Regions from separate parts of the Mus musculus genome. Here regions 2, 3 and 4 are each linked to region 1. Evidence: chromatin loops called from intact Hi-C (ENCODE). Cell type or tissue: gastrocnemius. All regions are shown on one strand. Region 1 overlaps Tmem131l (transmembrane 131 like). Region 2 overlaps Mnd1 (meiotic nuclear divisions 1). Region 3 has its middle 54 kb from the start of Trim2. Region 4 holds the start of Mnd1 (meiotic nuclear divisions 1).

The links. A loop is a pair of places that touch in the nucleus more often than their neighbours do. Peaks named below come from ENCODE experiments on the same cell type or tissue, not always from the same donor. Only the 100,000 strongest peaks of a DNase experiment are listed, where the experiment ranks them.
Region 2: it touches region 1 in a loop (12-fold over the local background); 24 of 42 quality-filtered maps call a loop at or near these places.
Region 3: a loop joins it to region 1, with 2.1 times the contacts of the local background. A loop is called at or near these places in 21 of 42 quality-filtered maps.
Region 4: it touches region 1 in a loop (3-fold over the local background); 16 of 42 quality-filtered maps call a loop at or near these places.

The regions. Positions count from the first base shown.
Region 1 is chr3:83,942,362-83,950,361 of GRCm38, reverse strand. It overlaps Tmem131l (transmembrane 131 like), which reads left to right. Exons shown (of 35, transcript NM_172681.4): 8 at 7,533-7,610; 9 at 7,822-7,975. Among named protein-coding and RNA genes, the nearest start is that of Tmem131l, 94 kb to the left of the region's middle. In gastrocnemius, a CTCF peak has its summit at 3,337 (motif pointing left); no DNase peak of the experiment used is centred here; H3K27ac peaks cover 1,553 bases.
Region 2 is chr3:84,119,765-84,127,764 of GRCm38, reverse strand. The region is part of intron 4 of Mnd1 (meiotic nuclear divisions 1); the gene reads left to right. Among named protein-coding and RNA genes, the nearest start is that of Mnd1, 32 kb to the left of the region's middle. In gastrocnemius, a CTCF peak has its summit at 4,112 (motif pointing right); a DNase peak (open chromatin) is centred at 4,100; H3K27ac peaks cover 1,141 bases.
Region 3 is chr3:84,309,972-84,317,971 of GRCm38, reverse strand. No RefSeq gene overlaps it. Among named protein-coding and RNA genes, the nearest start is that of Trim2, 54 kb to the right of the region's middle. In gastrocnemius, CTCF peaks have their summits at 3,253 (motif pointing left) and 4,768 (motif pointing right); DNase peaks (open chromatin) are centred at 2,906, 3,207, 4,766 and 5,702; H3K4me3 peaks cover 552 bases; H3K27ac peaks cover 370 bases.
Region 4 is chr3:84,150,933-84,158,932 of GRCm38, reverse strand. Mnd1 (meiotic nuclear divisions 1) reads left to right here and starts at 3,147. Exons shown (of 8, transcript NM_029797.3): 1 at 3,147-3,271. The coding sequence starts at 3,269. In gastrocnemius, a CTCF peak has its summit at 3,172 (motif pointing right); a DNase peak (open chromatin) is centred at 3,147; H3K4me3 peaks cover 1,551 bases; H3K27ac peaks cover 993 bases.

The sequences.
Region 1 (8,000 bases):
GCTAAAATCCATTCCTCACGACTTTAAGAACAGGCTTTTAAGATAAACCTTCTATTAAGAAACTGAAGGAAAACTTTAAAATCAGATTCAGTCTTCTGGCAAGGCATGGAAGTTGAAGGCTATAGACCCATATCAGTTGCCCATGAGTTCATAGACAAAGAATTTGAAGTCCTTCCTTATTTTGTCTTGGCCAGAGAGCTTCTCCAGGCCTGTGTGCAGCTGGGGAACCTTTGGCGTTTACGTCCAGGGCTCCCTCTCACTGTATTGTGTGTGGCTTTCCCAGGGTCTCTGTGCTGACAAATGTTTCCATCCTAAGGTTCTCTTGTTATTACAAGATTCCTCAGGAATATCAGAGCATCAACCTTACATGCACTGAAACTGGAAGACATGTTCCCCCTGCTCTCTAGACACCCATTCTAAGCATAATTGTTCCCAGTGTCCTGCATTGTCTACGACAGTAGGAGGATGGACACAGCACATTGGGTTCTTGGGTTGTTTCAAGCCCAAGACCTTTGCGCATACTGCTTGCTGGGCAGGTATGCCTGTTGGTCGTGAGGCTCATAGGGTGCTGCGGAGTTGAGAGTAGCCGCCTATCAAGGAACAGGCATCCGTGGGCATAGCAGGATTGCTTTCGTGCTCTACCACTTTGTGGGTCTGTTTATTTCTTGTGTCTTGTTCATGATGCTCAACTGAATTATGTCCAGACTCTGCAGAGTCCCTAGGCTGAGATGTGGGGTGCGCTAGCCTTCCGTCACTTCTCACTGTTGACCCTGGAGGCTTCAGACCTATTTCTTGAGGTTTCCCTTCTGTGCTGCCTGCTTGCAGCAGAAGAGCTACCCTCAGCAGATTCCTGAGGGGTGCAAGAGCCCAGATTAGGGAGCCATCAGCCTTGTGCTCTGTTTCTTCTTGGAGCAAACTCTTTACATTGCAGGGGAAGTGCTTTGCTTCCAGTGTTTTTGGCTTTGACCACTCCCACTATGAGCTAGGCTCTCAGCTCTTTTTCACTTAAAATAGCCAGTAAGTATGTTTGCTGCATAAGCTGGAGGAACTGAGGTCAAATCCCCAGCATCACAAATGGTTGTAACCCTCTGCTGTACCAAGATGGAGACAGGCAGATGGCTTGCTGACAGCCGGCATAGCTCTAGATACAGTGTGTGACTGTCTCAGAGGAATAAGGTGGGGTGACAGGACAGGCACCTGCTGTCTACCTCTGGTTCTCACACATGTGCCCCAGGCCAGCACACACGCATGCCCACCCCCAACTTTTAAACAAACTGAAAGGAAGAGGAGAGAATGACTTCGAGTGGTGTTTCCAGCCTGTGAACACTTGGTTCCCAGCATGCTGAGCCCTGTCAAGGCAAAAGCAGTGTATTCTGGTGAGCCAGCGTGGAAGGACAAAACAGAGTTGTTAACCTTGTGTTGGCCAGGGAGCAAAGACTGGAGAAACAGCTAGCGGAGCCAGAAACCCCTTCAAGTGGGAAGGCCAAATTGTTTGCATAATGGGGCCACTTGCATTTGGGTAGATCCACCTCATTACCTAGAGGTTACCTCACTCTAGATTGCTTGCATTTGTCCTTCAAGGTTTCTGGCAAGTATGCTGGGTGAGGGGGGGGGGCATGTGGTTATCATCCCCCCACCTTTGGGCTTTGAACTGATTGTTACATTAGATGAAAAGAATTTAAAGTATTTTAGGAACAACATATTTCCCTTAGAAACTGAAGGAGTGAGGAAGAGGAGTCCCTCCTCACAGCTGCAGTGTGGGAGAGCCACTTTCCACAAACATCCAAATTATTGTGGAACTAAACTAAGGAAGTGTGTTAATTGTGAGTGAATACATAGAAGTAAACTGCCCCTCTCCCCTCCTCTGTGCCCAGTAGTTTGCACATGTGTCTCACTCTAGCCAGAGTGAATTCAGTAACTCTCTCCTAAGGATGGAGGTAGGGTCTTAACAGTAACGAGGGGATGGCTGGGGTTTGGTTTTGAAATGATAAGGATTAACCCTCTTTCTTGAGAACAAAACAAAAAACTAAGTCCAAGCAGCTCTTCATTTGTTCATATGTTTTGTGAGTGTATCTGGAAATATAAGTAAGTTTTTTGTTTGTTTGTTTTTGTTTTTTTCCTCTTCCTCCATGGGAGGGCAGAAGGTAGTGATGAGGATTGAAACAGAATTACTGTTTAATACCAGGGAGACGCAGCCATGCTGCCCTTCCTGATAACTGAGCTGAGCTGTCATCAAACATTGAACGACGGCTGTAGCATCTGAGAGTGCGCAAAGGTCAGGGCCCAGGTTAGCTCTCATGTTGTCCAAGGCCATGGCTGTGCAGACTTAGTTGTTACAGCCTCATGTGTTTGGGCTGCCAGCTGGACTATCCCATGGCCTGTCCAGAGCTTGTGTTCCTACTGATAGGGCATGCTGACATAAAAGATTTAGCATCTGAGGCTGTGAAAAGCAGCTAAGAAGAATAGGTTGTAAAGTTGGGGCTTTTCATTGGAAACCTAGTTTCAAGTACTTTGTTCATGTGGTCTGGGTGATTCTGCGGACTCTCCTGGGGATTCTGTGGACTGACTCTCATCTGGTGCCTGGCTGTTGTTGATACAAGTCATCAAAATGACTTAGGGCTTCACCACTTTATTTCCTATTTCATCACACAGTCTCAGAACTTCACACGTTGTTCTTAAATGTCTTAGCCAGTGGAAGGAGATGACTTCTCAGATCCCAGCTCCCAGTTCCGTATTCTCCTTTTACCACAAACCACCAGGCTCTATACAAAAGTAGCTTAAAGCATTTCTGCTTTCTTGAGTGCTGTATCTTGAAATGGCTTTTAAAATCTTACGTCTGTGCTGCCAAAGTTCTATGTACCTAGGAAGAATAAGCTCTGCTAATTCTGGTTTACAAAAATAACTTCTCCCACTAGCTGGCTGGCCCTAGGACCTTTGATAAGTCACTGGCCCTCCACGCTACATTTCCTCCATGTCTAAAAGCGATAATATTACCATTCTTTAAGTAAAGACTTAATATATGTTATACTCTAGGTTATTAAAGTAAAATGGCACGTTTCAAACATATAGAATTGGTTGGTTAGTTGGTTGGTTGGTTTTCTCAATTGCTCAGGCACTCTGGGGTAGGAGGGGACAGTCTTCCTGTTTTGCTTGCTCTTTTGGGTTCTTTCAGTGGAATTTGCAGTATTTTCATTGTTGTTCCAGATAGTTTGTATTTTGGTAAAAGTTTCTCTGTTAAAGTTAAGATTGTGAGAAAGAGCTGTCAACTTTTCAATTTTCTTTTGACAAATCCACACAGTTCACAGGCAGTGTAGACATACTCCAGCTCCCCCTTGTGGGGTTCTGAAATATAATCTATCAGAAGGAAATTACAGTTTGAGTCTCCCTAAATCATAACTTATAAAATTAATAGTACTCTAAAGATTGAAAAATCTTGAGCCCCAACAGGACACCACAAACGTGATAGTTCAATATACACAAATGTTTTTCATTGGCAGAATTACTTTAAAAATGTATGACCAACCAAAGAAAACAAATGGTGGGACTCATGGCTCTAGCTGCATATGTAGCAGAGGATGGCCTAGTCGGTCATCAATGGGAGGAGAGGCCCTTGGTCCTGTGAAGGCTCTGTGCCCCAGCATAGGCAAATGCCAGGGCTAGGAAGCAGGAGTGGGTGGGTTGGTGAGCAGGAGGAGGGGGGATGGGATAGGGGGTTTTCAGAGGGGAAACCAGGAAAGGGGATAACATTTGAAATGTAAATAAAGAAAATATCTAATACAAAAATAATTTGTGAAATTATGTCCAGGCTATATGTATAAAGCATTTAAGACATAAGTGAATTTTGTATTTAGACACAAGTCCCACCCTTAAAAGAGCTAATGGTATGTGAGAGAGAATATTCCAGAGTTAAACATTTCCTTTTTTAAGCCCCTAGAATAGAGAAGCACAGAATCTTGAGTGGTTTCTTTATGTTATGCTTTTACTGAGCACACAAATCTTGCTTAATTTGGCAGATTATAAAAATCATCTATGTGAAAACTTACCAAGAATAACAACATCAGCTTGTAAATCATATGAGGTCACTGTGTTCTTAATTATGTTTAAATTGTCATTCTGAACGCTCAACATTATTTATCCATTCAGAGAAAAGTTAGAGGGAAGGAAACTATTTTAACCAAAAACCTAGTTCCAAGCAGCTCTTCATCTGTGCACATGTTTTCCCAGTTGTGTGGTGTCTGTGGACTGCACACCCTCTGTCAGTTCGCCAGCCATATATCAACTCCCTCCTTAGGCAGAACATGGAGTTGAGTGCTTATGATCTACTGAAGAAGGTAGACCTGACCAAATTGTTACCGTGCAAGTGAGGAACGTTAGAAAGAGTTAGGTAGCAGGTGTCCCTGTGTAGTGATGGGTGGCTGCTCAGGTATGGCTTCTGAGGGTATTTACGCTGAGGCAAATTAGATAGCAAGTAGGGGATGGTGGTAGGCAGGCTAGCAAGTGGGTTCACTCTACAGGAACAGCAGTTTCAAAGATACCAACTAGAGCAGTGTAGCCAGTGTGGACATGGGGGCCTTGATCTTGCAGTTCTCTTGCCTCCACCTCCACATGGTAGGTGCCGGCCATCGTGTCTGGCTTGTGAACTCACCCTTTGTGGAGGGAGAGTGGAGTGGAAAGGGTACAGGGAGGAAGTTAGCACACCGCAAGTTTCTCTCTCAATTACTGTGGCTAGTGTAGTTATTTATTTAGGCTCTGTACTCAGCGAGGCTGGCACTCAGCATCAATATGGTGCAGAGCTGACAAAGTGCAGAAAGTAAAGTGCCCAGCTGTGTTCCAGGAAAGCCTCATTCGCAGAAACAGGCAGAAGACTGGAGTTAGGCTGGGGACACGGTTCACCATCCTAGAGCTGCATGGTTTGGGGGGATGGAGGAGGCCAGTGTAACTGGCTATAATGGAGGCTCAGACGGTGAAGTGAAGTGGACTTCTCAGGTGTGAATAATGCCAGGGCTGCTGGTGGTGCTAAGATGATGAGTGGTTTAGGACCTCCATGTGCAGCAAGGTGCCCAGCTTGTTGCAGAGCTCCCTTGGGTGGAGGACGAAAGTGTAAGAAACGCAGCACCCAGATCAACCATGACTGATGGTCGGGAGACAGAAGCAGGGAAATAGAGAGAAGCAGGCTGTTTCATGTCTTTGGTGCAGGGATTTGTTCATAGTTTTACTTTGAGAGGTTGTTTGGAGTTTGTATTGGGAGTATGGATACCCATGTACTCTTGGCTGAAGAGTGATTCTTCTCTCTCTGGTCCATATCTTGAATGAGAAATGGTCTCTGTCTATACAGTGCTACTGTGTATCGCATGCGCAGCTTCAGGAGGGCGCACGGAGGGAGAACAGACTCCTTAACCATTCACCAGCCAGATCACAATGGCCCTTGAAGATCAGTGGGGCAGATGTAGCCAGCAGGCTGCCCTGGCAACCTCATAGCACTGCTCTGCTTTAGACAGAGTAGAATATTATTTACTAGCAGTAATTTTGTAAGTCTTTGTTGGATTTCACGTATATGCTCAAGGCATCTTGAATACTTTGTACTATACTTAAACATGTAATATACTTTATTATTTTTTTCTGCACTTCAGTTGGTATGAATGAGAACCAAAGTAATTCATTTTAGTACTGAGGGATGAATCAGTGGGTCCAGGTCCCTAAATATCAAAAATCCTCTGCTTTCCCTTTGAGTCATAGCCTGATCCCTAAAATGCATCCTTAGGTTTAGGGAAGTGATTCTGCTTAGCCGTGGCTCGCCTGGCATCAGGTACTCATACATAGTTAAGCAAGCTTTCCCAGTGCTCAGACTCTGGCTCCTGGGCTGAATATGTTTCTTTTGTAATGACTGTGACAGAGACCTTGTGCAGGAGAATCTGCCAAAGGCCATGTTTCTGAGATTTGTGTGCTGTGCTAACTTCACTGTCTCCTCTTATGTATGCAGCCCCACCCCAACCTGGACGATGGTATCCCTCCTTGATTGGGTTGTTCTCGTCTTCTCCTTGAAGTTCTATGAAAGATGGCTGAGATCTTTGAACTTGACAGAGTCCTGCATTCTTTCCTTATACTTCTGTCTTCCATCCATAGCCCTTTCATGTGTTAAAAATGGCAGGCAGTTGACATTTGGACATCTGTTTTTGAAGTTTCTGTCAGAGTCCACGTCATGGCTTCTAGTGGTCATTGAATTGAAAGAAGGTATACATTGAAAAGCAAAACAAGCAAGCAAACAATCCAGGAAGTTGATTGGGTATAATAGTGCATACTTGTAATCTTAGCATTTAGGCCTATGAGGCAGGATGATCTTATGGACACTCGGCTGTACTGTGAGACCTGGTTTCAAAAATCAAACCAGGCTGGGGCTGGAGTGTTGTGAATGGGCCTGGTGCTGTTTGTATTTTGATGCTAATTCTGTTCTCCTAGGAGGGGTTGCAGACAAGGAGTGAGTCATATACTCAGGTGACTTCTTGTGAACCAACCCCCTACTGAATAAAGGAGCCAATCACTGAGCGAGTAGGAGGGACTTCTGGGTTGGACAGAGGAAGAGAGAAACAGGAGAGAGTTAGTTCTTTTTGGATGGGGATAGCTTGAACAAAATGTAGCTACAAGTGTCTCCTGGTTTCAATGGCAGATCAGTCAGGATTTGACACCTGGATTTGGATTTAAAACAAGGCTTATGAGATTAGGATTTCATTGTTGCACCCAGCTATTAAGTTACGATTGTTCCTGAATTAAGTTTGTATGGTGTTTTGCTTCACACAGCAGTTTTTCTTGGTTCAAGAGAGAAAGGTATGGCTGGCAAAGTGTGGGTTTGCCTGATGTGCAACACAAAGGCCGTGGGGGATTTGAAGCATGGGGCTGGCATGTTAGTGACTGGCCAGTGAGAACCTAGCAAGCAGGGTGGAGAGATTTTGGAGCTCTGAGTCAGAGCGTGACTGCTGGGGCTAAGAGTAGCAGGGTGTAGCATAGGAACTTGCTGTTCCTTTTAATATTTCTTGCAACACTGGAGAGATGGCTTGATGGCTAAGAATACTTGTTGCTCTTGCAGAGTACCTCATTTTGGTTTCCAGCACTCTTGCACGGAGGCCCACAATGGCCTGTAACTCCAGTTTCAAAGAATCTATTGCCCTCTTCTGACCTTCTCAGACACTAGTACACACACACACACACACACACCTTTAAAAAAAGCAAAAAATAGTCAATAGGTTATTAATGGGTAACCCCACTTTAAAATAAAAGTGTAGTTCTTTGTTTTTAACCAAATACTAAACACACCCAAGACAGTATACATGGGATATACATACTCTTGCTTCCTGCCTTACTAGGAACTTTCATTCCTTCCTTGAGAGTGTACGCCTACTGACAACAGAATATATTTCCAGTACAGCATAGCATGCAGCAGTCAGTAGCTGTTTGGAACTCACTGTATGAATGACTCGCTCTTAGGACTGGATGATGCTTGGGGCCTCCACCTAAGTTTCCTTCCTTCTATCTTTTAGGCAGAGACCACTAATACCAGCCTGCTGCGGGTGCAACTGGAATGCAGTTTACATAATAAAGTGTGTCAGCAATTGAAGGTATAACAATATTTAGCAGATCTCAGTTTTCTTTCCTGCCTCTTAAAAATCAAAATGAAAACTGCAGTGTATTCTCATCCTCAATAGGCTCTTGCCTCGACTGTTTTCTTTTCTCCAGCAATATGCAGTCTTAGAGCTCAGATGATTTTTGTTTTGTTCTGTTTTGTTTTGTTTTTGAGTTTTTCTCCTTTCCCCACGCCTCCCATTTCAGAGTTGCTCTCTGGGATCTGATGATGCGCTACACTTGGAGATGAACATCATTGTAGCAGTGGAAAACTCCTCCAAGCAACCTGAAGAGAACACTCAAGCCCTGCTAGATCACCTCTCTATTGTCTATGTAGCTACTGATGAGTCTGACACCTCAGGTGAGGTGGGGCTTTACAGTTTCTG
Region 2 (8,000 bases), 180 kb before region 1:
AGGTTGGACTGAAGAAATGGTTTGAAACTGGCCCCTCTAAGTAGCTGTGATGCACTTGTAGTCTCATAAATTAAAGTGCTCCGGAGGCAGGAAGAGCTTCCTCTAGAGATGCTGCAAATAGCAAGGCACATGCTGTCTCATTCCTTTTGAAATTCATGTTTCGGAATTTGATACCAGAAGCAGCTATTTTAGCTCATGTGACAGTTAGAAATAACTAGATCCCTGTCACAAGTCCTTGTTGTGGTGACTCTGTGTGTAATCTGAAGAAACTCCCAAGTGAAGTGACATTTCTCTGTATCCTAAAAGTTGTAAAGAAATTGTTAGGGGGCTGGAGAGGGATGGCTCAGCAGTTAGGAACTCATTCTGTTCTTACAAACACCTGAGTTATGTTTTAGCACCCATACCTTAGCACCACCTGTAACTTTAGCTCCAGGGGGATCCAACACCTCTGACCTCCAAGGGCACCTGGGCTCAAGAGCAAATAGCCTCCCCCTAATATAATTAAAAATAAAATAATTGTTAAATGTCTAGAATGGCCTTGAAGTTAATTCTTAAAGCAATCATCCTGGTTTCATTCAGCCTTATAAAGGATGGCGGCTCTGACACATCACATGGAGGAGGCTCTGCTTGGGCAGCAAGACCTTCAGGAGGTTCTCACCTTGTCTCCATCCCCCACTTAGTCTGAGAGGGTCTATGCCCAAGTGAGGAGTGTGGCAGGATTTTGCTCCTATGCCATGTGTACAGTGTGTATATTTATCTTTCAGGGGATGTTCTATGGTAATTCCCCTTGTATTGGACATGAAGTGTAGCCAGTCTCAAAACAGAAAGTGGAACTGGCGTTGCTGAGGTCTGGGGTGGGGAGGGAGGTCTTGTTGAACAGATGAGCAGTTCTGGAGATTACAGGTCACAACAACCTGACTGCGCCTGGCAGTACTGAGTCGCACTCTTAGAAATTAAGGGTAGGAAATGTTGTATGCACTTTATTTACATTTTATAAGTCAAAGCAATATTTTAAATTTGCAATTAAAACATGTGACTTCTTAAAGATAAGAATTTAATTAGCATGGCAGCAGCTGTATAGCAGTATTCAATGGCTTCTGAGACAGGTAAGACCTAGGAAGTCGCTCCCCCAGAACTTTTATAGTTCCTTATTCGGAATCTTGTTTGGAGGCTAGGCCAGGCCAGCCTTTCTAGGAGTTGGTGTATAGGAAGCATTGCATTCTGACAAGTAAAGAACATGAAGCTGGATTTCGTTGTTACTTTTGGAGACAGTGAGAGATGTTCTCAGTTTGGAGTCTCTGCCGCTGCCAGTATTTAGAAACAGGCATGTAGAGATTTTTACAGCTAAAATCGAGTCTTCAAAGAGTAAGTCTACTTTGGGACTATGTAGATAACTAGAATTTAAAAAAAAAAAAATAAAGACAGGCACTACCTCCGTTAATTCGTTTGATGAATGTTTGGTGAATGTTTGCTGTGGCAAGCATTATGACTGATGTCATCACTGTGACGTGGCGTGGTCCACACAGTCATGAAGAGTGACTGAGGATGTTACTTATGTCCATCTAACAAAACACCTGAAATAAGTAACTTGAGGGGGAAAGGGTTTACAGTCGTTCTTCCTGTGGTCAACAGTCAACAGCAGTCACCACCACAGAGACTGTATTCACACTTCCTCTGTAGCACGAAGAAGCCTTTGTGGAGTTAGAACCACCACAGCAAGCAGTCTTTCAGGGGAGGGACTATAGCTTGCTCATCTTTTGTTGGTAGCATGTACCACAGTGACTGAGCTGCAGAGAGATCTGCGAAGTGCTGAACAAACACATTAATCACTGCGCCCCTGCCTGACTTCAGCAGAGCCTGGGCTCAGTCCTAAGTGCTGAGCACTTGGCCTAAGAGTCTTGCCCTGCCCTACAGTCCCTTTCCTTCTGCCTGATAACATATGGCAGTGAAAATGATTTCCACCAAACAGTCAGGATTATTGGAACACTGGTGTAATATTGACTTTAAAAAAAAAAAAAAAAAAAAACTTAGCTTTGGGAATGAATGTTATGTGGGAACAATTAAGTGTGTATTTTTAACTTCATCATTTCATTTTTCTACCATTTTGCCTGAATTATACTTGACAGGATTCTGAGTAACAGATGCAATGTGTTACTGAAAAGGAGGTTCTGTAATCAAAAGAATTTGGAACCCTGGGTTCACACAAGTAGCTAGTTTGAATTCTTGGAGCCTTTAAATATGCAAGTCTTCCTTATCCAGTTTCCTTGAGCTATTAGTGTTCCATGAAACACACTTTAGTAAATTCTGTCCAAGTTTATGGTGTCACTTCAGCAAATTAAGACTGTATGCACTGCCACAGAGTGCCCTCTCAAGTTTGAATTCATTCTGGTTGCCTGAGATAATCTCAGCTTGCAAATTGCATTGCAGCTTGTGTAGACCTCTGCTGGTGTCAACAGGTTCTTTTTTCCTGGTTAAATACACCTGCATGGAGTCTCTGAAGAGCCCAGCTGACATTCCTTAGCCTTAAGAACCCTCTCACCAGGCACTTAGAAACAGACAACTTGGTTAGTATATTTGTAGTGTCTGTCTTACAGGTTATGCATCTATTTTTTTCTACCCAGTTAGCTTACTTCAGATCTGTCTCTGAGAGACATTGGCAAGCAAGAATTTTCCAAGCTACAGAAGTTCACATTGCCCTGATATTTTAAAAATAGTCACATTGGCATTTTTCCAAAATAAATTTGTATATAACTCACTTAAAACCAAATACTATTAACATTCTTAAAGCATATAGCATTTTTACTTTTAATTCTTTGTATATGGGTGTGATTGGGTCAGGTCTCCTGGAGCTGGAGTTATAGGCAGCTTGGGTCTTGAGGAAGAGCAGTACAGCATCTTAATGTCTGAGATGTCTCCCTCTCCTCTCTTGCTCTATTGCTGACATTCTTATGTATGAGTAAACAAATGGGAGAAAAGGAATTCAAATTGGCTTCCATAATAGGGATTCATTATCAGAGGTAAGAATCTAGAGGTAGCCTTCTCAAGGGTGGCTAATTGCACTACACTTTATCTAGACTGCCTTTGACATTTGACTTTCCCTGTTTGGTTCTAAGTACTTACTGAGACTCCTAAGTCCTCTCTCAACAGTGCCCAGAAAATAGACTTCCCATCCCCTCCCACCCCACCCCTCTCTTTGTCTCTGTCTCTCCCTCTCTTCCTCTTCCTCCCTGTTCATCCCCACTCCACCCCCCCCCCCCCGAATCTTTTATATAAGAGGAAAATGTCAGCATGCCCCTTTGCCCAGGCAGGCGTCTGTTTCGGTCTCATTGGCAGAGTCTGAGTTGACAGGCTTATACTGAAAGATTGTTCTGGGAGCATCCTGTTCTTTCAGAGCACATTACCACTCTAGACTGAACAGAAATTGGAGCTCTGTTAATAGTGAAAGGCTTTGTAGGAGCAACTAAGAGATTCTGCCAAATAACATCCATATGTATTTAAAGCCTTTTAAGCCGGGCATCCTAGCTGCTCGGAAGGCTGAGGTAGGAGGGTATTTAGAGGCCACCCTGGACAATGCAGCAAGCCTCTGTCCCTCCACCTCAAATGAAGATGTGCTTTTAAGTTGAATATTATTTCTATCTCTTGTTGTGTCAGATACCAAAGAGTTAAATACTGTTTGCAGAGATAGGGTGACTGGAATATTAGAGATGGGAGAAGGAAATATGCATGTATTTTATTGATAAACAATTTGAAATAATTGAAAAACAGTCAATGGTTAAAGCTGTTGAAATGCATGCATTTGATGCTAGTTTTAAGTTGTCAGAGATTTAGAAAAAAAAGTTTACCATTTGCTTTGCTCTTGTGTGCTTTGCTCTTCAGGCTAGGCTTCCAGACTTCCCTAGAAATTACTCTTCTTTGCCGTCGGAGCTTCATGGTGTGGTTGAAAAGGGTGACCCTGTACTAGTTATCGAATTCCATAGTCCCTGCTCCAAACACTATTCTGTGTTTCCCAGGAGATACAGGCTTGTGAGCATCATTCTAGACAAATATAAATCAACCAGTCTGGAAAAGACCCAGTCCACAATAGCCAGACCTTAATGCCCTGCCACCAGGTGGTGGCAGAGTGTCAAAAACCATGCATGCCATTAAAAACCCTCATTTCAGTTTGTTTGCAATATTTGCCCCAAAAGGCCATCAGTATTTTATAAATTTTAGTATTTACATTCTAGTAGCAACTCCAGCTGCTCTGTATTTTATAGCCATTTCATAAAAATTAACCCTGTCAGCTGCATTTGTGTTTAAAGTGAGCTTTTGACTCAGGGCATGCATGGTTCAGACTTAATGATTTCACTTGATCACATTCAGATACAGAGTCTATCAGTTCCCTAGTATTTATATTGATTTATAACCATGACTTGCCTACATTATAATTTTTTTCTAACCAACTTAATTTTAGACTAGATATAAAACAGTCTCAACTTTGAAATTTGCTGATTTTCATATTTTCAAGGCTATACATTTACATGTTGACTAACCTTTAACACTTCAAGATACTTCAGTGGTAGTCTCACTGGCATCATTGCCTGTCATCTAGTAGCACCCAAACCAAATTTAAATCTTAACAAACAAATGAAGAAAAGTACAACACACTTCCTAGGACAATGGGGCAGCATACACTTTGAGGATGCCCATTGTAAAAACGTCAGTTTGTGTCTGTCTAGCTAATTGATGATGACCAATAGCCGCTTGATTTTTATCAATAATTTTTAGTTCATGTAATAAGGAAACCAATAAAGGACTAAAAATATAGTTGAGTGGAGATACCAGCAATTGACAGTGGCCTGTCGCTGCTTGCAGTATCATCACTAAGCTTTTCTTTCTTAGTAAGTAAGATTTGTGCCTGTCAGAAAACTGAACAAATACAATGTTGCTGTAGTTGAACATTGGTGTTGCTAGGAATAGACAAGAGAGTAAGGCTGTGTGGAGAAGCCTAAATGGAACGCATGTGAGGGTTGGATGTGAACACTGTCTCCACAGAATTATCAGCAGATCTCTGTACACACCTGCGATGTGCATGACCACTCACAGACAGCATGAGCAATACATAATACATAAGTATTTAACAATGAAAAACACGTATGGGTTGAGGGTATAGCTAGCTTTAGATTGCATATTTAGCATACTTAAGGGTCTAGGTTCAATTCTCAGCACTACAAGGAAAAAACTTGATTCATAAAAATGTGAAGATTTATTAAATATCAATAACTGAAATCAGTCCAAGGGGTTGGGTGGCTCAGGGTATAAGGCACTTGCCATCTATTCATAAGGACCTGAGTTCAAATCTCCAGAACACATGAAAAACTGGATGAGATAGCACATAACTGTGATCCCCAAATACCCACAGCACTGATAGGCAGAGGCTGTCCCTGGAAGCTCCTGGACATCTGCCCAGCAGATGCAGAAGTAAACAAAGAGGCCCTGTCTCCAGGTGGAAGGTGGTAAGTGCTACAGCATAGATGATCCTTGAGACATTCTAAGTAAAATAAGCCACTCCCAGACTCTCTAACATACCCAGGGTCATAGGATCAGAGATGCCCTGAGCAGAACTTGGGCGCTAACTCACACAGTCAGTCCCAGAACACCCAGAAGAAGCTCCACTCCCAGGGGCTCTAACACACCCAGGACCACAGGATCACAGGTTCCTAGGATCCCAGGAGCTTGGTCACACCAGGGCCTAACAGAAACAGAAACTAAACAGAGACACCGTGAAACTAACAGAAGTTTTGAACAAATGGATCTAACAGATGTTTATAGAACATTTCCTCCTAAAGCAAAAGAATATACCTTCTTCTCAGAACCTCATGGTACGTTCTCCAAAATTGACCATATAATTGGTCATAAAACAGGCCTCAACAGATACAAGAAGATTGAAATAATCCCATGCACCCTGTCAGATCACCATGGGCTAAGGCTGGTCTTAAATACCAACAAAAACAACGGAAAGCACACATACACATGGAAGCTGAAAATCCCTCTGCTCAATAATAACTTGGTCAAGGAAGAAGTAAAGAAAGAAATTAAAGGCTTTTTAGAATTTAATGAAAATGAAGACACATCATACCCAAACTTATAGGACACAAAGCAGTGGTAAGAGGAAAACTCATCGCTCTAAGTGCCTCCAAAAAGAAACTGAAGAGAGCTTACACTAACAACTTGACAGCACACCTGAAAGCTCTAGAACAAAAAGAAGCAAATTCACCCTAGAGGAGTAGAAGGCAGAAAATAATCATACTCAGAGCTGAAATCAACCAAGTGGAAACAAAAAGAACTATACAAAGAATCAACCAAACCAGGAGCTGGTTCTTTGAGAAAATCAGTAAGATAGATAAACCCTTAGCCAGACTAACAAGAAGGCACAGAGGCAGTATCCAAATTAACGAAATCAGAAAAGAAAAGGGACACATAACAATGATATATATCTTAAAATAAGTAATCTATTTGTTAGATATTTATAGCTGAAAATATTAAAATCATGTTCTGCAAACATCATGGAAATATTATTGGTAATTTTTTCTCACTGTGCTTGAAATTTTCTTAATGTTTAACTTCAAAGAGTTTTTGCTATTTTGAAATTTTCTTAATGTTTAACTTCAAAGAGTTTTTGCTATTTTGAAATTTTTAAAATATACTTACTGATAAAATAATTTCTCTCTTAGAAACACTGGTAATCTTTTTAAAGTAAATTTATTGTTAGACAATGTACACAGATATATAATGCATTTTAAATACTCTTACTATGTCAGGTGGTATCATATAAGGGCTTTTGAATATATTTCTTTTTTTTAATTTTTTTAAAATTTTTTTATTTTTTTGAGACAGGGTTTCTCTATGTAGCCCTGGCTGTCCTGGAACTCACTCTGTAGACCAGGCTGGCCTCGAACTCAGAAATCCACCTGTCTCTGCCTCCCAAGTGCTGGGATTAAAGATGTGTACCACCACTGCCCGGCTTGAATATATTTCTTAATGATTCATTTTTAATATTTTATGTTCTTTTACTATGTTTAATTCCCAAAGAATATTTTGTATGTTTTGAAACAACTTAGTATTCAACATTAGATATAGGAGCCTCAGTTATGGATAATATTAAATATTCACTAATGATATTTTTAGGGTGTGAAAGGATATGAATATAAAGGTTGAACAAATTTTTATGTATTATTTGATTCTCAAAATACTCAATATGATTAATATGTTTGATGTATAACATGCACTTAAATAATAAAAAAATTAAGAAAAAAGAATATTATTCACTGATGAAAAGAAATTAGTTGTCATAAACCATAGGACAGTTTGGAATTCAGAGGGATTTCAGTGCATATTGCTAAGTAAAAGAAGCCAGGCTAGGGGGAAGAAGGAGGAATGACTAAATAGAGCAAGGAGAATTTTGACCAGTGAAACTATTCTATGTGAGACTGGAATGGTGGGTGTGTTTCCTAAAACCCCCAGAGTGCACAACAGCAGTGTTGGATCCTAATGTGCCCTGGACTTCAGTGATAGTCATGTCAGTGTAGGCTCATAAATTGTGAGAAATGCACCGTTTCACGTAAGATTTTGGTAGTGAGGAGGCTGTGGATATGTAGGCTTAGAATGTGTGAGAAAACTCACTGTGAACCTAAAACTACTCTGAAAAACAAAGCTGTTTTTAAAATAACATAGACACATTAGACTTGGTGGTGCATGCCCTTAAACCCAGCAGTCAGAGGCAGGTGCATCTCTAAGTTTGTATATATTTATATTTACACACATTTGAAATTTATCTGAACATAGTGGATTATGAAGCATTGTGCAGAGGTCCATCTGGTTTACGTTTTGAAATGTTACCTTTGTTGGTCTGTGTGAATGTAAAACCATACTGTGCGCTTATTAGGAAGGGATGCAGTGGGACTGTTGTATTTTCTGTGTGTATTTTCATGTCTAGGGACAGGGCAGCCTGCAGTGTGCTC
Region 3 (8,000 bases), 370 kb before region 1:
TAATCTTAGGCATGTGCCTGAGGAAACTGGAAGAGGGCATCAGATCCCCTGCAACTAGAGCTACTGGTGGTTTTGAACTATCATGTGCGTGCAGGAAACTGAACCTGTATCCTCTGTAAGAGCAACGAGTGCTTAACTGCTGAGCCATTTTTCCAGGCTCTAGCAAGCTCCTTGTCACAATATGTCTGATTTCACCCAGGATTCCTGATCCTGGTTCCTGGCTGGAGCGTTTTCATCTTTGTGTTCTTGGTTCTGGTGTGATACTTTGAATACAGTAGAGGCTTAATGAGTATGTGCTAGGCTGCCAGCTGTAGATCATGGTAGGGACAACAGGGGGTGAGTGACTGATATGTCCTAGGCCTTATACACACTCTCCTGTACTTGCCACAGTCTTCAGTGGCATGCCCACGGTTGCTCCCACATTTCAACAAGGGTCCTTTCTATTATGACCCACAGTGAGAATGAAGCAACTTCATATTTAAATCTGACCTGTGGTTTCTACCCAGCCTTTGACAATTTAAATAAAATGACAATAAAAGATGCACACAGCCTTTATATTTACAATAAGCCTTACACGGCACAAGAGCTGGGCAGATGCCTACCCTCTATGCCATTAGAATCTACTTTCCTATATATTATTTACTGTGCTTCATCTGGGCTGCTCTAAATCCAGTTGGCCAGCCCTCAGGGCCACACTGTTATGGCTCACCTGACCCATGGAGGCTTCTCTTCCTCCTCAACCTTCTTTCTCATGGTTCCCCTCCAACCTCTGAGCCTTGGAATTCTAAACCTCACCTATCTCTCTTCTGGCTATTGGCATTTTTATCTACCAATCAGAAATAACTTGGGGACAGGGCCACAGGTCTACGTGCAGACTCCAAGTCTTGAGAGGCCACACTTAGCACTACAACAGACAGGAAGACCAAACCTCAACAACTCTCAGCTGATCCTTGGAGAAATAACTTGTGTGTTTTATCCTATGTGGATCGGGAGTATACAAACTTGAGGAGTGGGGTGGGATTTAGGGGCAAGTTTTTCTTATTGGCTCAGTTTGAGGAGATAGTGACGCTCTGTTTGCATTGGGAAGGACTCGAGGTAATTTCTTATGTGACTGACTGCCCACGGTCCTCTCAATGGGGTGTCATGGTTACATGTTCCAGAGCAGGTTCAGAAATGTATAGGGAGCGGCTCAAGTCCTGCCCATCTCAACTCTCTGAGATTCCTGGGGTCCGAGCTCACTCAACCTGACCAGTTCTTCTATCTGAGGCAGGGCCCACTTGCCCTATACAAACCAAGTCTCCTGAGCTTCCCTGCACCACAGGCGCTGCTCACCAAGTCCACGGAGAGTGATAGGACTCCGCTGGAGGTAGAGATCATACGGGTCCTTCTCCCTTTCTGCATCGTTCCCAAGGGAGGAACGGGAAGGGAGTGACCGAATTCGTCCCTATTCTGGAAAGGACTCCAACCGAGTCTGGAGTCTTGGGGTTGGGCCTGAGGCTTGCCCCACGTGACTGAGAGACTCACTTTTCTTATTTACAAAAATCAAAGGCTTAAGCTATGTGACCAGTGGCATCCATCTCTGTAACCTAAATGTCATTGAAGGTTCTGAGTGGTTCTTCTGGACCCGTTCGTTTGTGCTGTTGAGTTTATTTGCAAACCCTCTGCCATGTTCCCCAGACCCCACTCGGTGTTTCTTATCCCTCTGCGATGCCAAAGGAAGTTAAAGATCTCAGGAAGCAAGATGGGCCTTCTATCACAGTTTCCTACGCAATCTCAGCACCTCAGATCCCACAACCTGCCGGTCTATAAAGGGCCCAGGATGAAAATTCAGGAGCTATATTGTAACAAGAAGTAACTGAAGTGCTTGAAAGCTGTGCTCAGGGGAACAGCATGACTCTGCTGTGTGGGGGATGTATTGGGGTCTGTGTGTCTCAGCCTAGACTCATGGTCTAAAAGACAGGGAACCAAGACAGCCCTGCTCGGCCAGGTAGCCCGTGTGTACAGTGATGTACAGTAGGCACCCTTCCATGGGTCTCCCTCCTAATCCTGGGAAGGGGTGACTCTGCTGGGAGAGGGGAGGCAGAACCACGCTTGCCTGAGATACCTCTTCATCAGAAAGGATGCCCAAAGCACGTACCCATATGCAGGTAGCCTTTTCCCAATGCCCTGGTGTCTTTAAAGGAGACTCACTTCATTTAATACTTTAGGTTCCTTAGGCCAAGAGATACCCATGCAGATAATACTCCAGAACTCGAAAGCTCTTTAGGTAATTGCATCTAAAAATATCCTCTGGACAGGCATGCCGAATTAAATGTGTAATACAGTGAGAGCAGCCCTAAGAAACCCAGCAGCCCAGCAGCAAAGCTTTGGCAAACTGGGTGACCTGATTATTTGTCTGTTTCTGGGTCTTTATCATGTGCTATAATGCATTATCTCTGCTGACCAAAGCTGCTGTCTTCTGCTTTGGTACAAGGAGTGTGTGGGGGCTGGGGGGGGGGGTGGCACTTAGCCCCACCTAAGCTGCCTCTGGGGAGACTGGAGTACTACTGCTTGCTGCAAGAAAGAAACACAGAACTAAGACACTGTTGATAGCAGAATCTTCAAACCCAGTAAGTAAACAAGAGGCTTGAGTTTCCTGGCATGAGAGTGCTCCTCTTGGGAGATCTTGCTGTCTTTGCATTACTGGGTGTTTGCTGTTTCTTAAAAGATGGACCGTGAAAGCCATCTGATTAAACTTGGGTGGGGCTACTTGAGTGGATGAGGTGTGTCTTCATTGGTAAACAAAAATAAACTTTAAAAAAGGAAGCCGGGCCCCGTGCCGGGACAAGCTAGGGTGGAATCTCCATCAAACAGGATTTGTGTCAGGCTCAAGCTGGCCCTCTGCCTGCCATTCTGGGAAGAAATTCATGCAGATTGGAGTGCTGAGTCTTCAGACATCAGGGTGGAATCCCCATGCCAGGCATACAGTATCTTTGAAACAAGTAACCATATGCTTTCAAGTATCTGACTTCATTTTATATTCAGCTCACTTGCATGCAGGCATGCACACGCTGGGGTTGACTGAGCACGTCTGTGGCAGGCTGCAGCCGGATCATGAAGATAGGGGAGGCAGCGCTTGAATGTTAAGTTTCTTTTGAGTTTTGTGACTATACTTCTCTCTGCTCAGTTTGGACCGCTGAGTTAGCTGCTTTTGTTCTTGGCTGCTACACTGTGGCCAGATGATTTTTTTGAGCATCCTGGAGAACTAGTGCCCTCTTGTGGACAATGCACTAATCTCAGATTCAGTACATGTCAGATTTCCTAAAGGGCCTTATATTTAAATATTCTTGGCAGAGAACACAGAAGGAAGTTTGATGTTCTCTGAACGCAGAGAACAAACTTTTATGTTAAGAAAAATGACTTGATTTGGAACTTTGGGTCAGGGAGTCTATTACTTAATAGTGTTTCCTAAGAAGTTATAGCTTTATATTATAGTCCACCCCCCAACCCCGTGTGTGTGTGTGTGTGTGTGTGTGTGTGTGTGTGTGTGTGTGTGTGTGTGTGTGTTGGATGTAAAGCCCTTATCTGGCATGCTTTATTTGTAGCACTCAGGAGGCAGAGACAGGCTGATCTCTGAGTTTGAGGCCAGACTGGTCTACAGAGTGGATTCCAAGACAGCTAGGACTATAGAGAGAAATACTGTCTCAACAAATGGGGGGGGGGGGGAGGGGAGGGGGAGGGGAAAGGGAGGGGAGGGTGAAAAGGAGGGGAAGAGGGAGACCTTTCCATAAAGACAGCTGGCTCTTTTGAATCTCTATAGGGTAAGCACTTGCTGTAAATGCCAAGCCATACTGCTGTTTTAGGTATTCACACATGTTACAAAACACCCCAGGCAATCTCCTTCACAGCCCTAACAGCTCCTGGTCAAAGATGAAGTGTGTCTCTCACAGTCTTCCCAGAGGGAACGCCTCAGGAGCGAGGCTCCATGTTAAGTGTTGGACACTTAGTAAGGACCTGGTAGGTGTCTGCTCTCCTCAGGTTTATTGGTGACCTTTTCAGCTCGCAGGTCACCAGACCCAACAGTCACCATGCTAAGTTCTTGGCTGGACTCTAGAAGTGGATAAGAGTGGCGGGAAGCAAATGAGGTCGCAGAGTCTGGTTCACTGTAAGAGACAACCTAGAAATCCCCCAATGTAGGATGCTGCGAGTAATCACACAGCAAGTGCGCCGAGCAACATCACTAGTAAAGAGCTAGAGACCCCTCTCCTGCCAGGGTCGTCTTCAAGCTGCCACTTTCCTCTGGCAGGGGTCTCTCCTGACGCAGACTGCAGGCCACTTCCTTGTTTCTCGATCATTTTGTCGCCCGCATGTGCAAGCCTTATCTATAGTTCAGCTTGTACCACTCCATTTCGTGTAACTTCACACTGTATCTTTCCAGTTGGTTCCTTTCCAGCCCTGCCCTTTCTGTGTTTTGTTTTGTTTTGTTTTGTTTTGTTTTGTTTTGTTTTGTTTTAAAACTGTGATTTGGACCCAGGGCCACACACATGTTAGGAAAGTACTGTACCACCCCGGTATATCTCCGATCCCTCTGTCACTTTTTATTCTGAGACAGGGTCTCTCCAAGTTGCCCAAGAAGGTCTTAGAAATTCCTTAAAGAACCCAGAGAACAACTCAGTGACCCACAGGGGTCACTGGTCAGTTTCTTAGTGTCTTGGTCTTCCTCCGTATTTCATCATTTCCTGCACCTCAGGGGTTGGAACAGATGCATGCTTGATCCCTATACAGGACACTAGATGGCGCCATATCCTTCCACTCGTAGCACATCAAGCTAATTGTCTCTGAAGCCATCAACTGTTGATGCTGGAAGGCTAGATTCATTATTTATTCCCGGGAGGTCTTCAGAACGGTGATATCTGAATTTCGCCATTTGGTGTTTGAGGATATATCTTGGTAATGGTTCATTCATCTAGCATGTGCGAGGCCCTGGGGTCAATTCCCAGCAATAGAGGGAAAAAAGTACTGACTTTAACATTTAAAAAACTCACTCCGTTAAAATTTCACTTGAGGGCTGGTGTGATGGCTCAGGGGTTAAGAACACTGACTGCTCTTCCAGAGGTCCCGAGCTCAATTCCCAGCAACCACATGGTGGCTCAAACCATCTGTAATGGGATCTGATGCCCTCTTCTGGTGTGTCTGAAGACAGCTACAGTGTACTCATATACATAAAATAAACAAATCTTTAAAAGAATTTCCAGTTGATATGCAAAAAATGGTAAAGTTGCTTGTCTTCCTGGGATCCTGTGGGCTCTCGTCCTTTATTTTCCATCATCAGTAGAATAATTATACAAAATGTCACCTCTCACATAGGATATGACTTCGCAGTGGTATGAGTCAGAAGATTCTTGCTCTTACTATGTAGTTTTCAAGAAAATGGATTCATTCCTGTGGGGGTTGGGAGTACAGACACTCCCTGTTGTGTTGGGCTTTTGCCAGTCACTGAATCTGCCTGCACACGGCTGCTCTAAACAGTAGAGCACGTGAAGGTGATGGTGGATGAAACCTACACCTGTGTCCCGTAGAGATATAGATTCTGCTTTGTGTCCTTAGAGGTGGTGCCTGGGGCTGCTTGTGAGAAATCCTGTAACCCAGACAATGCCACTTTAGAAAGCCCACCTGTGGGAAAGATGGTCAGCCATCCCAGGGAGCCTGGGCGTGAGACCTCCCACTGCAGCTCCGTGTACCATGATAAAGCAGACTGGTGAGTCCCACCCCACCATTTGCTCTTCCTGGGGCACAGGTACTGTGGCCATTCCCAGCAGGTCCCACATGAAGTTCTAAAGTGGAATTCATAACCATTTTCATTGCACACAAAATTTGGCAAGACTAGTTACAGGCAATAGTTGGCAGATACCTCCAGGTCACCCTCAGAAGATGACCCATGGGACTGTGACACTCTGAGGGGCTGCAGTTGCTGACAGGCACTCTGTATTTTAATGCTCTGTTCCTTGTTTGGTTAGTGGAGCCTCTGGAGATGGTTTCTGGATCCTTTGGATGTAACTTTGGTAGTCTTTGGTAGCTCACACATATTTGGTGTAATAGAATGGTCCAGCCTCATCTTACGCTGGGATTTAGCCAGTGGTCCAAGGATCTTGTTGTCTTTTGTGGAGAATATTATGATTTGCTTCTATATTCCTCCTCATAGACAAGATAGATAGATGCCCCGTGAATTCACACTGAGAACTGCAGCTCAACTCAGAACTCACATTTGACTTAACCTTCTTGTCCATCTGTCTGCCTGTCTGTCTGTCTGTCTGCATTCCCTTGAACACTGGAAATGACTAACTGGCAGAAGCCATCTAGGAAAGATATGGCAAGTAAGTTTCCTTGAGGTGGCCCACCATTTTGCATGGCTGTGATGCAGACACTCTGGAGAGGCACAGCCCCAGAGACTTCGTCCCAGGGTTGCTTCTTGCTGCTGATATGTCTTTCCTGACACTATTACATAGCCCAACGATTCCTGGGCATCAGCCTATCTGATTGGGCAAATTTCCTGCAGATCAACACAAAGATGAACTTTCATAAATTCATGCTGTTTAGATGAGTTAATGACTTTATAGAATTCCTGACTTGATTCAAATAATTTTAGGAAGAAAGTGTAAGGAGATGGCTTATTTGTTTTGGCAGAAAGATATAATAAAGTCAGAATGAGGAAGAACAGAGTATGCCCCTCCTCATAGAATAGTAAGTAAAAAGTGCATAATAAGGAATGCAATGAGCTTTCACAATTACACCAGGAAGAAAAATAGGCTTCAGACAGATTTATGATCAAGGAAAAGCATTCATTCTAGGTCAGGTCCAAGGATGAAGTCACGGGTGTGCACTCTGATAAAGCAAGGCCATGTGACACTGTTGTTGCTTTGAACTTATAATGAGCTTATAGAATGAAACACCGCTTTGAACTTACTATCAACATCCGACTGTAACTCCCCTTTTGTGTAACACTTTATCTATGAGGTAATTTTACAAAGAACCTTTGTCTAAGAAAGTATAAAATGGCTGAGAGAAAAAATAAAGTGTTACTGTTGGGGTTGTGCTCCATCCTCCAAATGCATATAGGTCTGTCCATCTGTCTATGTGTATGTACAATATGACTGTATGTCTTTATGAATGTATGTCTATATGTATGAACATGCATACATAACTAGGTATATGTGTATATAGGTGTGCATGTGCACTTGTGAAATTGATGAAACAGTCGGGTCCTGCCAGTGTGTGTGTGTGTGTGTGTGTGTGTGTGTGTGTGTGTGTGTGTGTCTGACTTTCTTCCTTTCTTTCTTTTCTTTTCTCTCTGGCTCAACAAAGAGTTAATGAAATCCAAGTCTCTTGCCTGGACATCTAGCAACCCTTGAACCAGTGAAGAAGTTGGAAACCAGAAAGTGATAATGTAATATAAAACAAGGGGGCCATGTTCCAGTCCCAGCAAGCAGCAGAGTTTGGCAGCTTTAGCCACATGGCTCTGGCTTCAGAATCCAGAATAAAAGGGATGACTGGGACAATTGATGATTGTTAGCTGGAGCTAAGAAATTAGTGGTAATTAAGAAGAGACCAGCATCACTGAGGTGAAATCTTCTGAGAAGTATTTTCTGAGAGCACGGAGAAGCTGCATTCCAGAGATAGCCAAGGTTGTACCTTGTGCTGTAGCTGGACTTGGTAATGTGTAAGAGTCATATGTAAGGTGATACTGGTTTTGAAGGCATGAAGGGATCATGAAGAACAGCTGAGGCTTGTTACTGTGAGGGGCCATGGAAGGCCATTGGTGAAGAGGCAGCCTCAGTTGCAATTGATGGCCCAGGACTGAAGGGGTCATGCAAAGGAATTGAAGCTTGGTACCATGAAAAGAGCTTATGAGAGGCTATTGGTGAAGCCTAGTTGCAGTGGAAGACCCCAGTGTATTGGAGATGCCAGTACCATGGGAAGATCACCAAGGACAGCAGCAGCAGCAGTGAAGTCGATCAACCTGA
Region 4 (8,000 bases), 210 kb before region 1:
GATCAGTGAACTTACCCAAGAGCTGCCTCTCAATAAACCTACCTGCCTTTATACTTCTGATTCAGCTTTAATTGGTTATTTTTGTTGTTGGAGAAATCAATTATGTACCATGACCAGAAGAATGCCCAGATATTATTCTACTTGCTAGAGGATAGCAAAAGCCCTAAGTTCATTCCAGCACTTAAACCAACAACAATAACATCGACTCCCTATTCTATGGGCTTGAGATAAATGAATACAACGTCAGCTACGTGATCTATGGGGTCTGGTGTGAATTGAAAACACTGGGCCCCTTTTTCGTAGAAAGGGGCCTGGAGAAACAGTGTCTTAAATAGGGTTGCTATTGTAACAACACCACCACAGCAATTCTTGTATTGTTTTTAGTTTTTGGGTTTTTTTTCAAGACAGGGTTTCTCTGTGTAGCTCTGGCTGTCCTGGAACTCACTCTATAGACCAGGCTGGCCTCGAACTCAGAAATCCACCTGCCTCTACCTCCCAAGTACTGGGATTAAAGTCATGTACCACCACTGCTCAGTGGCAATTCTTGTGAAGGAAAATATTTAACTGGGTCTGGCTTACAGTTTCAGAGGTTTATAGTACACTCTCATCATGGCAGACATAGTGCTGGAGAAGAAGCTGAGAGTTCTACATCTTGAGCTGGAGGCAGCAGGAAAAGACTATGTGTCACACTAGATGTAGCTTGAACATGTATGAGACTTCAAAGCCCACCTCCATAGTGACACACTTCCTCCAACAAGACCACATCCACAAAATAGTGCAACTCCCTATGGGCCAAGCATTCAGTCACAGGGTTGATGGGAGCCATACCTATTCACTCCACCACTTACAGCTCAGTAAAGGGCTTGCTTTGTTGGTGTGAAGACCTGAATTCCATCCCGAAAATGTATATGAAGTGTTGGACATGGTGGTGTGTTTGTGACCGCAGCCCTGGGGAAGTAGAGTCAAAGAGACCCTGGATCTTGCTTCCAGGAGATTCTAGACTACTAGGGGTGCTAGAAGCTAGAGTGGGAGAAGCCTAGTAGACTCTGGAGTCACTGGGGTCCCAGTCCCCCCAGCCACTGTTCCACTAGCATGGCAACATTCTTCCAGCACCACCAGCTGCTGAGTGGTTGGAAGCCATCATTGACAGGTGACATCCTGGGGATTGGGGACACCAGGTAAACAAGAGTAAGTGTGTGGGCATGCTAGCTGTCAGAATGATCGGGAACAAAATCAGACCCACCCACATAGGGGACAAGAACACCACTGAGAAGAGAAAGGAAACATCACTCCGTCTGAGAACTGGCTGGGGCCTGTTTGGCTGAAATATGACAGACTGCCAGATTGTAGCCTGCTAGTTAGCTCTGAAGGTTCCCCATCTTTGACAAGATGATACCTCTCATCTTCTGCAGATGAAACTCTTGCTTTTAAAGTAGTTAACTGTTCAGCTATTCCCTCCCACGGCATACAAGACTCAGAGCTCACAGTCTGAAAGGTTGGGGAAAGATGTTTGTGGCTCATTCATAAGAGTTTGTATTTTAAGTAGCTAGGAATGATTCCAGTTCCTTTAAAGCATGGATTTAAAAGGTATTTGCGAGATGATTATAAAGCAAACTGCTTGCCTTCTAGAGACAAGGTTCCCCGGCTAACCCACCCTGCTGAGCACACAGCACTCAGATTGTTTCTTTCCATAAGCCCACACGCCTCTAGGGACTGACACAGCTCATTTTACTTCTCAGCTGGTCTGTTCACCGTACAACAGAAGCTCTAATTGGTTGACTTTTTGCTCAAGTATTTGACTGACTCTGTGCTTTGACCTCAGTCTTTAAAACACATAAATTATGTGCATAGATGAGCAACCAACCACACTTCACCATCACCTGGGAACTTTCAGTAAAGATTTCAGGTCTAATATAGGTTGACCAAAAAGAAAATGACTAAAATTGCTTGCATTTGTATAGTTGTTACTTGATTGGATAAACTTATTTTTATTGTAATAATAATAATAACATAGGAAGAGGAGGAGGGGGAAGGGAGAGAGAGAGAGAGAGAGAGAGAGAGAGAGAGAGAGAGAGAGAGAGAGAGAGAGAGACTTGCTGTCAGGAAGCCCTGTCCTGAAAACCTAGGATTGAAAAAAAAACTTAAAAAAGTAACTGTGATAAAGAGCAAATTAAGAACTCTAGAAAAGCGTTAATAAAGTGGATGTGATGAAAACTCTGTGTCACATAATTGACAGGAACATCTCTGCTATATGCCTGTTGTCAGGGTATGAGCATGGCAAGCAGGTTTGGATACATACTCACCCCCATCCCCGACTATTGCTCTCCTTTGTAAATGCTTTGGATGATTTTTGCTAATCACGTTTATCCTATCTTATAAAATAAAGGTTTTAGTGAAACTTTGAGAGACAGATTCACTAGTAGTTGCAAGAAATAATTTAGAAAGCTCCCACATACTCTTTATTAAGGTCTGACAGTCAGCAGCACTAGAATATTTACGTTTCATTTGTAATGCAGAACACCTGCACTACTCTGTACACTCTCACCGCTCTGTATCAGAGGACTTTTTAAGGCTAGAGGTTGGTGCTCGCCTTTAATCCCAGCATTTAGGGAGCAGCAGCAAGCAAATCACTGAGTTCGAGGCCAGCTTGGTTTACAGAGAGAGCTCCAGGGCAGCCAAGGCTACACGGAGAAACCTTGTCCCAAAAAAGCCAAATAATAAAATTAAATAAGACAAAAATAAAATAAAATAGAAAAAGAATTTCTTTTCTAAATGTACTCGTTTCTTGCAGCCAAAGCCCCATATTTTTTTTTTTAAGCTAAAAGAACACACTTAAAAGCGAAGACTCAAAAGTTGCCTTTTAAAAAGAAAACTAAAAGCTACATTGAACACTTAAGTAGTAAGCAACTCTGCAACCCCAGAGGCACGGGAAGGGAACAGAAGCCTTCCCTGCTCCAGCTCCCACGCCAGGCCCCAACTTTTCCTTTCTGCCTACAGGCTGCCCAACCCAGACTGGTCCATCTGGTCTCAGTCCGGCCCTGCCCATCTCAGGCTCCTCCCCTACTGGACCTGCCCATTATTTCAGGCCGCGCCCCTCACCGCCCTGCCCATCTTCTCAAGCCCCGCCCAGGCTCGGCTCCTCCCTCGGGTCCCGCAGTCCTACCAGGGCCGCCAGGGGTCGTTGCATCTCCCCTGCACTTCCTCCGGTCCTTCCCACCCCACGCGGTTGTTGGCGCCAGACTCAAACAGGGAGGCCGCCTCGCGCAGCATGGTAAGAGCGAGGCTCCGACGCGCGCACCTCTGGGCTTCGGGGCCGCGGCAGCAGGGGTTGTGCCTGGCCAGGCCTTGTGAGGTTGGCCCCGCGCCCACTGCTGCGCCCGAGCCCTGATGGCGGCCTGCGCCGCCCTGGTTCCGAACCGGAGCGTTCTAGAACCGAATCCAGAAGCCCCGCAAGTTGGACCGATCCGCGGCTCCCGACCGAGAACCCCAGGGCGCACGCGCTGCGGAGTTGGCCACTGAAGTGTTCAGTGCCCTTCGGTTCTCCTGGAATTAGAACCCGGGGCCTTTTACTTGCTTGGCACGGCGCTCCCCTTTTTCAGCTGCACCCCACCACTGTACTTAGTATGCTAACAGGAGCCGCCCAGATCACTCCGCCTTTAGATCATGGCAGTGACACCCCCACCCCACCCCGCACCCCCGCCTTTAAGGGCAGGGTAGGACGCCCCACCCCCCACCCCAGCCTCCCCCACCCCCCACCCCACCCTGCTCTCTGCGGGCCAATCCTGGTTTACTACCAATCGCCGTTGTCTATTCGGACTTAATGACTCTCTGCCCTTTGGATCGTTTTTTTTTTTCAACTACCTTCAAAGTTTTGTGTCATTCTTTCCACTTTTGGCGACAGAGTATCAACGAGTCGCTAGAGTGACCCCAGATTTTAATATCTTAATTTAGTTAATTTTGGTCGTCACACAGGGTGGACAAGGATCAGGTCGTTGGGCATTTATTTGAAAAAAAAAAAATTGCCCAGCTGTAATTATAACTGATAACGGCTTCTTTGTGGTTAAACTAACAGACGGGCCACCTGGGCATGCAATGGCCCAAGGAGCCCAGGACCAGATTCAAAACAACAGTGTTACCAGTGTTTGGTGTTATCATGTTTCTCTTTGTAGAATTTAAGTACCCGACTAAAAGGAACTAGGAATTATTGATGTGCCGGCCTCACCCTCTTATTTAACCCTCTTTATAGGGCAGTTGCCTACTGCCAAAGGGATTTAATGGCTCTTAACTCTTCACGCAGGTATTGCTATTAGTTTTATATATGAGCAGGAAAAAGTTCACTGTTAGTCTGGTCAAAGTTAAACTTTTGACCTCTTTCCGAATGTGAATTACTATTTCGATTTGGCTTGCTTTGGCAGGTAAACAATTACAAACGTAGGCCTGTAATCCCCAGATGGCTTTGCGTCTCCTTCATAATCTGAAGGCATCTGTGTTTTACCACAAGGAAATACCCCTCCCCAGTTTTGAGGACTTTCTTTTCTTTTTCTTTTCTTTTTCTTTTCTTTTTTTTTTTTTTTTTTTTTTTTTGGTTTTTTCGAGACAGGGTTTCTCTGTATAGCTCTGGCTGTCCTGGAACTCACTCTGTAGACCAGGCTGGCTTTGAACTCAGATCCGCCTGCCTCTGCCTCCCTAGTGCTGGGATTAAAGGCGTGTGCCACCACCGCCTGGCGTTCTTTTTCTTTCTTGCTGAAGTCTCTAATGTCAGTATGATGTCCATTTTACATTAGTTGTTTTAAATCTGACCTTGGATGTTTCCAACTGTGATTAGTAAGAACTCCTAAAAGGCACAGGGATAAATCATGCTGGAAGTCATGCTCCAATTCAGCTGCGTTTATATGATGTTTATATTGTGGTAGTAAGAGCGTTCCGAAACTGAGCTCCCCGGGACATTAGAGTCTCCTTGTTGCTTGCCTCTGGGGGATTGTAAAGAACTTTCCAGAAACTGTTTATAATACCAAAATATTAGGATTTGTCACCCCAGATGTGGGCTCTGTTTTCTCCTGATTTAGCCACATGATTAAGTCCTAATGTAGGGAGCTGAGCAAGCCTTGAATGAGTGAAGACCCCAGTGAACCTGTGTTGTTGACATGCATGGCCTCATCAGAGACACCCCCCCCCCCCCAGCTCCAGGCTTAGAGAGGTGGCTATGTTTCCCCCAGAAGAGGAGTGCGAGTTTTGACAGTCTGTGTGGAAAATGTTCACTAGCTTTGCTCCCTTGCGCACGTTTATGGCCTGAAGACCACTCACTCCCCTAGAGAGACTGCTCCTTGGTTACCAAGATTAGTTAAACCTGCCTCTGTGTTCAGATGTATGTAATAACCCTGCCTCCATGTTTATCTGTATGTAAGGCCCCACTGTAAGAAGTACCCTGCCTCTCTGTTCAACTTTACAATGCACGTACTGAGCTGCAGTGCTGCAGGTTTTCCATCCAAGAGCCCAGACCACCCAATCCCAGCTTTCTGCTCTGCTTTTCCTTCATTCCCTCACTGCTCCTGTCAGGCCCAAGTCCCTGGAACCATTTAGGGCAAAGGCACTGTACCCTAAAGAGATTTCCATTTCTTTCACAGAACCCCTGATGTCCTTGGTAATCTAGTGAGAAAAGCAAGTTAAACAGTGGAGGATACTTTTTAAATGTACACACCCAGGTCCGTCACTAGCACTGCAGTGTAGTTTACACAGGGTGCCCGAGGCAGTAGCCTTTCTGAAATTCTTAGGTGAGTATATATATGGTAGCTTGCTCTCACTGGTGAGGGAGGCTTAGCTGAGGAGTCTTGCTGGGTGTGATCTTCATGATTGGCTCAGCTACTGTAAGAGAGCAGTGTGGGAAGGCTTATAGAACCCTCGTGGATTCTAGCTCTGAACCTGAGGTTTAGACCGCAGTTCTTCGGAGCTTCCTGGAGCCTGGGTACCCTCTTGGAGAGAGCATTTTGCTTTCTCTCTGCAAGCAAGATGATGGCCGTGGGCTTTCCTGCTACTTAACTCACCCTGGGTTGTATAATTAGGAGTGTTGTGGGCTTTGAAGCTTGAGCAGCTTAGAGTTGGCAGTTTTACTGGTTGTGGTCCTGAAGTTGAGGGCTGGCTTCTATGTCAACTCTATCTAACCAGCTTGCTAAGTCCTAAGAAGGCAAAGGAAAGTGGATATTCTGAATTTTCTCAGTCTGCTGAGAGAGTGCAGTAAATGATACAATGCAAATGTGTCTTGGGAACACACACTCAGCCTGTGAGCTCAGCAGAGGGAAGCTGGTGGAGAGAATGCACAAATTATGCTTCAGGGGAACTTTCAGAGTATTGAGTGTGCAGAGGAGAAATTTTTTTAGGTAGAGGAATAATTTTATCATCATCATCACCACCATCACCCAAATTACATAGTTTTTCACCTTGTTATGGTAAATTTGGGGGTGGGATCTACTTTAAATAGTAGGTTGGGGTCAGGTGATAGAGGGCCTTCTACATCCTATTAGGATGCTTGATATGAGGATTGGAACCATCAGAGGTTTTAAGGAGCTGCACAGTCCACTTCTGTTAGAGGATGAGACAAAAGTGTGTTTAGGCAGCTGAGGACAGTCGCAGGTGATAGCCAATGAGGGCTTGAATCCAGGCAGAGGTAATGGAGTTGGCCAGGCAGGACATATTAGAGAATAGTTAGGAACCAGTGTTGACAGAACTTGGTAATTGGGAAAAAGATGAAGGCACCTAGGATGGCTGCCAGGTCTTTGGCATAAGTAAAGAGCGTATCTGAGACCTGAGATGTCGAATAGCAGGTTTGGAGTGTGTGTAGGAGAGAAAGAATTCAGTTTGGATCTGTTGAGTTTGAAGTCTGTCCAGCAGGCAGGTAGCTACATGAGATGGGAGTTCAGGAGCATATTTAGGGCCAGATATAAAGATCTGTGGGCTCATCGCAAGTGTTAATTAAAACTAAAGAAGATGAGATCAAAGAAGAGATTTGAGGAGAGGAAGGGCTGAGTAGTGGCTGTGTCCCAGGGGGACAGATAGGGGAGGGTGGGAGATGTGAGCGTGGAGGCTGCCTCCTTATGCACGCGCTCATCAAGAACCATCTTGGTGCTGTGGGATGAGTTAGCTTCTAGTGTTGCCAGAAGAAAGGGCCATTTTGGAGACTGATGCTTTCTTACCGAGTTTTTGGTTGGACAGAATCAGTCTTTATCTTCTTTTATCTTACATCTTAATAAACAGTTTATTTTTTTGTGATTTGTTGAGTAGCAGTTTCCTCCACGATTAAAACTTTGCATCTTGGAAAAACTCTTTAAGATATAGGATATGGAAAGGGACTTGAAACAGAAGAGTGTGGGAGATGGTCTGAGGCAGTGGCTCTCAGCCTTGCCAGTCAATGCTGTGACCCTTTAATATAGTTCCTCATATTGTGGCGACCCCTAACCAAGTGATTTTCATAGCTACTTCATAAATGTAATTTTGCTATTGTTACGAGTCATGTAAAGATATGCTTTCTGATGGTCTTAGGTAACCCCTGTGATGAAAGGGCCATTTGACAAACGCTGGTCTAATGAGCCATGGAACACTCAATACTGAGAGAAAGCTCATTGAATTGAGACAGGAAGTAAACTACCCAAAAGAGCTTTAGGAAGTCCCTGAAACTGAGCGAGGCACGGCCCTCCCATAGAGTATATAAGCAGTAGAGACTGCTGAGAGTCACTCTGTGATGAGCCTGAAAGAGCAAGACCAGTGGAGCAGCCTGAAGAACCAAAGGCCAGCCGAGCAGCCTGGGAGAGAGAGGCTCACACTGACTGAGCTGGGAAAGGACACTGCTGAGGTGCTGCAAGGTGTACGTTGTGCTCCAGATTTGCAGCCTTTTGAGCGGCCATGTATGCTAGGGTAGGCTTTGGTGATGCAGCTGTCTTTGTCATTTCTGCTCCTGTAAGTCCTTCCCCGTATTCCAGTAAGTAACCCAACAAAACTCATGAATTCAC